Linked DNA regions of Homo sapiens: region 1 is linked to region 2. A link is a contact called in ENCODE Hi-C or POLR2A ChIA-PET data. All regions are on one chromosome and are shown on one strand. The core of a region is the stretch at or near the end of the contact, and the rest is flanking DNA. Distances in the headings are between cores, read along the strand shown.

The links. Hi-C counts contacts between places; a loop is a spot of excess contacts on that map. ChIA-PET counts read pairs that join two places held with the same protein, here RNA polymerase II (POLR2A). Pooled maps may share reads with other maps.
Region 1: a map of mammary epithelial cell shows a loop between it and region 2 (2.4-fold over the local background). The contact joins two enhancer-like sites. A Hi-C loop is called at or near these places in 19 of 168 maps with a recorded cell type or tissue (CD14-positive monocyte, Calu3, HCT116 and 9 more), 1 of 37 single-sample maps with no recorded cell type and 14 of 50 pooled maps. POLR2A ChIA-PET finds 5 or more read pairs at or near these places in 3 of 52 experiments (A549, HepG2 and activated naive CD4-positive, alpha-beta T cell).

Annotation. Positions count from the first base shown.
Region 1 is chr17:78,616,942-78,620,329 of GRCh38, reverse strand. It overlaps SCAT1 (S-phase cancer associated transcript 1), which reads left to right. Exons shown (of 5, transcript NR_110849.1): 5 at 2,704-2,946. Among named protein-coding and RNA genes, the nearest start is that of SCAT1, 13 kb to the left of the region's middle. RefSeq lists enhancers at 1,048-1,547, 1,548-2,049. Within about 2 kb of position 1,914, at least 2 of the 41 ENCODE cell types and tissues checked have a DNase peak (open chromatin) inside an H3K27ac peak, as active enhancers do.
Region 2 is chr17:78,503,904-78,507,330 of GRCh38, reverse strand. It overlaps DNAH17 (dynein axonemal heavy chain 17), which reads left to right. Exons shown (of 81, transcript NM_173628.4): 29 at 1-53; 30 at 485-611; 31 at 1,886-2,038. Among named protein-coding and RNA genes, the nearest start is that of DNAH17-AS1, 21 kb to the right of the region's middle. RefSeq lists enhancers at 1-230, 1-545. Within about 2 kb of position 1,875, at least 2 of the 41 ENCODE cell types and tissues checked have a DNase peak (open chromatin) inside an H3K27ac peak, as active enhancers do.

The DNA of each region.
Region 1 (3,388 bases), core at 665-3,164, 110 kb before region 2:
ACCAGTTTTCAGTTCTTTTGGGTGTATACCTAGGAGCGGAATTGCTGGGTCATACGGTAATTCTATGTTTAACTTTTTAAGGAACAACCAAACTGTTTTTCATAGCAGCTGCACCATTTTTCATTCCCACCAGCAATGTATGAGCGTCCTAATTTCTCCACATCCTCACCAACTCTTGTTATTTTCAGTTTTCTTTTTTTAAATTGTAGTTACCCTAGAGGTTGTAAAGTGGTATCTCATTGTTGTTCTGATTTGCATTTTCTTAATGACTGGTGATGTTGAACATCTTTTCATGTGCTTATTGGCCATTTATAGATCTCCTTTGGAGAAATATCTATTAGGTCCTTCGATCATTTTAAAATTGGGTTGTTCGTCTTTGCTATTGACTTGTAAGAATTCCTTTATATTCCAGATGCTAGATCCTTATCAGAGAGATGATTTGCAAACGTTTTCTCCAACTCTGTGGGTAGCCTTTTCACTGTCTTGATAATGCCCTTTGATGCACAGGCGTATTTCTCAAGTGATTTTATTCCCACAAGGCTAAACGTTACCATATTTCTCATACTTCACTTTTCTGACAAAATCCTGCTGAAAACTTTAACAATATTATTGAAGTTTGGTTTGAGCCTTTTCCCCCAATAAAACACACAGTCCTCAAGGCTTTGATTTAATTTAATAATTAAATACTTGAATCCCTGCACACCCTTGCACTGCTGGGGGAGACAGGGAGATGTGAGGAGCTCTCCAGTGGCACTGCCACCTAAAGGCAACGTGGCTGCACGTGACCAAATACGTCACTGGCTGTCAGGCAACGAAGTGGTCCAGTGGATTCACTGGGGTGGGCATGATAGTTCCAACCAACCAGAGCTGGATGCACATGAGCCTGCACACACTCTTTAGCCCACCTGATTGTTTTCTACTATAAAACTCAAGGCATATGTAAAATAGTCACGGATACCTTAAGGAAGGCCCCTGTTAGGTTTATGGTGACTTCAGGGTGGGTTGACTTCTTTATGATCAACCTAGACTTCCACTCCCTCCCTGGGCAAAGAGCTGGCCCAGCACTCCAAGTAGGGAGCTCTTTATGGATATTGATCGCTGCTCTGGAGATGAGCTAGGACCAGACTGGAAGCATGAGTTGCGGGGCTGCTGGGGTTAAACGGGAAGAGAGCATGCTGGTGGGGGCTGCCAGGAGAGCTTGATGAGGGAGCAGTTCTCTGAATGGGAGACTTGTTACTTGCACACAGAGCCTTCAATGACTGTGACATTTTGCTCTATGTCACAGGCTCCTGGGGCCTACAGAAAGGAGCTGGAGGTGCCTAGTGCAGGCTGGGAGGCCTCCTTTATTGAGGTGACATCCCTGGATGCTGGCTTGGCGGAGGTTGGGGAGAACGCTGCCTCCCTGGAATAGAAGATGCCTTGGAAGCCCTGGGTGCAGGCTGGCCGACCCTGCCTGAGCTGCCTGTCTTCATTCCATGGCTCTGCTTGTTAGAGGAGGAAGTTAGGCAGACATGAGTGGCGCCCACCAGCCCAGGAATGTCAGGTGACCATCAGGTGATGGTCAGGCAGTTGTTAAACTGTCTCTCTGAAATGATCATTGGTTGCAGCTCACACCAGGGGAAGATGGTCTCCCAATAAATAAAAAAACACCTGAAACTGGTGATCAGCAGCTTCCCGATAAGCTCTCGAGTTGGGCGAGTGGGCTCAAGCGTGCGCACTAAGAGGCAAAATGGCGGATGTATGAACTTCCTCTGGGGGCATTCAACCAGTAAAGGAAAACCGCCCCTAGAGAGCATGCGCACAACCTCAGTCAACTCACTACACATGCAATTACCCTCCTGAGTGCTGACCAACACTGCTGCATGGGGCTGTTGAGCAACAGCCCGCCCCAAGGGAAGAACCGAGGGAGGAGAAGAGAAAACTCCAGAGCCGTGCCAACGGATAAACCCCACGCCCAGGGCTGAGCGGTCACTTGGATCTCTCACGTGGCGCACTCAGCCCTCTTCCAAGTATACTTTAACTTCCTTTCACTCCTGCTCTAAAACTTTTTCATAAACCCTCACTCCTGTTCTAAAACGTGCCTCAATCTCTCCCTCTACCTTAAACCTACTTCTGCTCCAGATTCTTTCCACTGAGGAGGCAAGGATGGAGTTGCTGCTGACCCGTGCAGATTTGCTGCTGGTAACATACTCATGGGCAAAGTCTGAAAAACCTCTTCCTGCCCTGGGCAAGGCAGATGGGGCAGCCCAGCAGGCTGGCTTTGCCCACCGTCTCCGATATCATCCAACACAGTCAGCCAGGTTGTGTGGCCCTCTCATCTACATTCTCATTTGCCAACAAGATGGTGTGGGCTATGCTGTCTTTGCACAGCGATCTGATCCCAGGGACATTTGTGTGGGTGTGTGCCCGGGAGCTGCATGTCTGCAGGTTCAGATTGGGGTCAGCTTTGCTGGTGAGTGTGGCTTCCTGCCATGGCACCAAAGAAGAGGGCTGGCGGATTAGTCCTGTTGTCTCTCATAGCTTTGTAGGGACACAGCGGGCCATGTGGACTGACAGCTGGAGACTTCATAAAGATGGCCTAGAAAATTAGGACACTGTCCTGTTGACAAAGCCCCTAGGCCTGCCCCCATCAGGCCTCATGGGTCCTTTTCAGGCCTAAGCCAGGGTTCTGAAATCATCTGTAATGTGAATTTATATTTCTAGGCCACATTCGCTGCATCCTTTCCAGCAAGATGTCATTCTGAGATTTTTGTCATTCCTGGGCGTTATGAGGACTGCCAAGGGACACAATTCCATGGGAGGAAAGTTTTCTTCTAAGCTGCAAGCCAGCTCTGGCTTCTGGAGTTTCTCCTTAGGATTGCAAGACAGTAGTTCCCTGTCCTTTAGGTCTTCTCCAGAAATACCTTAAAATAGCAAATAAAATAAGATATAAGCAAACAAAACCTGAAGTTAACAGCTGACTCGATTTCTGTGCACCGGAAGCTGTGTTTTATTCACCTTTCACAGCCCATCTTCAGGCTGACGTGTTAGGGTGTGCACACCGAGACATTTCTCACCCGTTTTTGTAATGTCTTCAAGTTGGGATCAATGCCCTTGAACTTCTAGGCCTGTGCCTGCACAAGCTGCCCCTCCCCGTGTCTTCGGAGAAGTCCTACTGCGGGGACACAGAGTGGGGGAGGCAAAGCACCGTCAGCTACCATGACACGAAGCTTGTTGCTGGACCCAGAGGACATGAAGGAGGGGAAGGGGCTCCCAGTACAGTCCAACCCATGCGCCGCTCAGACCCGCTCTGCCCTCCCGTTACTTCTGGCCCATCACAGAGCCCCCTAGCTGGCAAGAATCGGCAGCATTTGAGGCCTCTTGGTGTCAGTGTCAACTCAGACCGTGG
Region 2 (3,427 bases), core at 626-3,125:
GAAGCCACCAGCAAACCCGGCCTCTACAATAAACTGGAGGCCCTGAAGAAGAGGTGCGGCTCACACCTATCCAGACCAGGGGAGTCAGTGGTGCAGATTCCCTAAGTCTTAAGTCTGACGGAACTTAAGTCTTGTGCAGCCTGCTGGCCAGGACAGGGCAAAACCATGGGTCCTGGGTTAATCAATTGCCTTTCCCTGGGGAGCACACACTCCCCGGCCTCATCCCACCACGTGATGCCTTGGCCTTGAAGGAAGCAATGACCCGGAGAATAAATGATGCTCCCTCTTGCCTAGGAGTGCCCACAAGGTCAGGGGATGGCAAAGAAACGAGAGCCTCCGGTAGGAGATTCTGAATTAAACCAGGCCTGTGAACAGCAGTCCAGGCATCTCCAGGATGATCAGTTTCCTTCGCCGACAGGGTGGGTGGCAGACATCCCTACAGAGTAGGGTCACCGGCCTCCTCTACTTCCTTCCTTCCTCCCAGCTTGGCCATCTGTGAAAAGGCTTTGGCAGAGTATTTAGAGACGAAAAGACTGGCTTTCCCCCGGTTCTATTTTGTCTCCTCGGCTGACCTCCTGGACATTCTCTCCAATGGCAATGACCCCGTGGAGGTAGGCGGGGCCCCTTGCATTCCGGTGTTTAAGCCAACATCATGCCAGACCCCAGGTGGGCACCTCTACCTCAACCGCCCTAGGGTGGGGTAAGTGTCCTTGGACGTGCCCCATCATCTCCAGGAGGCCCTCTGCACCAGAAGCTGCCCTGGGGTCCCCAGCCATGGCAGAAACGTGGCAGGACTCGCCTCACATCCTGCTCTGCACTTGGCCTGGCTTTTGAGAAGTTAATTTGCCTCTCTGTGCCTCATTTTCCCCTTCTAGAAAATGGGTCGTATGCCAGAGGCTTAGTAAGACACTGTTTCTGAAAGACACACCTCTCAGTGGGTCTTGCTCTGGTCAGCTGGTTAAATCTCAGGGTCCCAAGAGCAAGGAACAGGTGCCTCCTTGGGGCTATTCTAAAAGAGAAAAGAGGTCAGGCACAGTGGCTCACACCTGTAATCCCAGCTACTCAGGAGGCTGTGGCATGATAATTGCTTGAACCCGAGAGGCAGAGGGTTGCCGTGAGCCAAGATCGCACCACTGCACTCCAGCCTGGGCGACAGAGTGAGACTCTGTCTCAAAAAAAAAAAAAAAAAATTAACTAGGTGAAGGGAAAGCGCTTGCATTTTATTTTGACCGTAAGGTTAGAGGTTACACAAGAAGAAGGGATATGCAAGAATAGACTGAGTGTGTGGCTTGGGATCTGGGACAGAACCTTCTCAAAAAGAAGAAATCTTATTTATTAATTTTTTTTATTTTGAGATGGAGTTTCGCTCTTGTTGCCCAGGCTGGAGTGCAATGGCGCGATCTCGGCTCACCACAACCTCTGCCTCCTGGGTTCAGGTGATTCTCCTGCCTCAGCCTCCCAAGTAGCTGGGATTACAGGCATGCACCACCACGTCTGGCTAAGTTTGTATTTTTAGTAGAGATGGGGTTTCTCCACATTGGTCAGGCTGGTCTCGAACTCCTGACCTCGGGTGATCCACCTGCCTCGGCCTCCCAAAGTGCTGGGATTACAGGTGTGAGCCACCATGCCCCACCAAAAAGAAATCTTCCAGAATGGATGTTTGGCTTAGAAGGGCTGCGGTTCCTGGCCTGGTTTCTGTGTCCTGACTCAGAGCAGTCTTCGCTGGTTCCTTTTGTTGACTTAGTCATGTTTAGTCAACGTTGATCAAAGATGGGGAGTATATTCCAAAAAGAACGATGCCTAAAACCACCCACGGAAAGCCCAAGCCACGCACATGCCTTTCAAATCCCCCGTTGCATAATTCCCGCTTCTTGCCTCCTCCCAGGTGAGCCGCCACCTGTCCAAACTCTTCGATAGCCTGTGTAAACTGAAGTTCCGGCTCGATGCCAGTGACAAACCTCTCAAGGTGGGCCTGGGAATGTACAGCAAGGAGGACGAGTACATGGTTTTTGATCAGGAATGCGACCTCTCGGGGCAGGTGAGTGTGTGCGCACACCACACAGGGAACCCAGGACAAGGGTGCAGCACGCGTGTGGGCCACACGCCCTCAGATGGCGATGTCCGGAGAACCAGCACCCTGTGCAGCTGCCAGCCCGCCCCTGCTCCTCTCCTCTCCCTCTCTAGAAAACACTTAAGGGATGGGCCTCTTTATAGAATTTCCAGCCCAGCCTTACCCATATAGCACCAGTGTATCCTTAGGGAGAAAGGGGAGGGGAAAGGACGGGAGAAAAGCCCTGTTCGGGAGGCTGAGGCAGGAGAATCGCTTGAACCCGGGAGGCAGAGGTTGCCGTGAGCCAAGATCGCGCCACTGCACTCCAGCCTGGGTGACAGAGTGAGACTCCGTCTCAAAAAAAAAAAAAAAAAAAAAAAAAAAAAGCCCTGTTAATATCATTGAATCCTTTCCATGGCTTTTGCCAAAGGGACTGCTTTAAAAGGGGTTGCACATCTCTGAACTGCCAATTCCCATCACCTGTCTGAAATAATCGGCTGCACAGCCCACCACTCAGAGTGGTCTCCACAGCCTCTTCCTTCCCCAGCAAGCGCGTCCCCCGGCTCAGGGCGGGCTCCTTCTGCCGTCAGAAAACTTCCGGGCTGCCCCCTCCCCTGTCTCATTACCCAACTATTGATCAAGCAATAGAAACCATTTTAACATCAGCCTGAGGAAAATACAATGCAGAGGTAAATCAGTTGTAGGAAGAAGAAAAAAAAATCTCGAGAAAACCTGAGGTTCAAAGAGTTGAACACAGCACACACGTGGCCTGCTCTACGTGGATGGGGTGGGTGGGGTGGGTGGGGTGGTGACAGCATCTGTCTAGATTCGCTTCCTGGGCTTACCCCTTACAAACAGAACTGCAGACCACAGCGAGGCCTGCCTGCACTGTGTTTCCAGTTAAAAGGAAAAATCTGGCCGGGCGCGGTAGCTCATGCCAATAATCCCAGCACTTTGGGAGGTCGAGGTGGGCGGATCATCTGAGGTCGGGAGTTCAAGACCAGCCTGGCTAACACGGCGAAACTGGTCTCTACTAAAAATACAAAAATTAACCAGGTGTGGTGGCAGACACCTGTAGTCCCAGCTACTCGGGAGGTTGAGGCATGAGAGTCACTTGAACCTAGGAGACAGAGGTTGCAGTGAGCCGAGATCACGCCACTACACTCCAGTCTGGGTAATAGAGTGAGACTTCATCTCCAAAAAAAAAAATCTACCCTCATGTCCACTTGAGGGTTTTTTTCTCCCAGTGGCAGTTACTTTTGTGAGTATGGTTTTTTTTTTGTTCATTTGTTTTTTGTTTGTTTGTTTGTTTTTGAGATGGAGTCTCACTCTTGTCGCCCAGGCTGGAGTGCAATGGCACGATCTTGGCTCACTGCA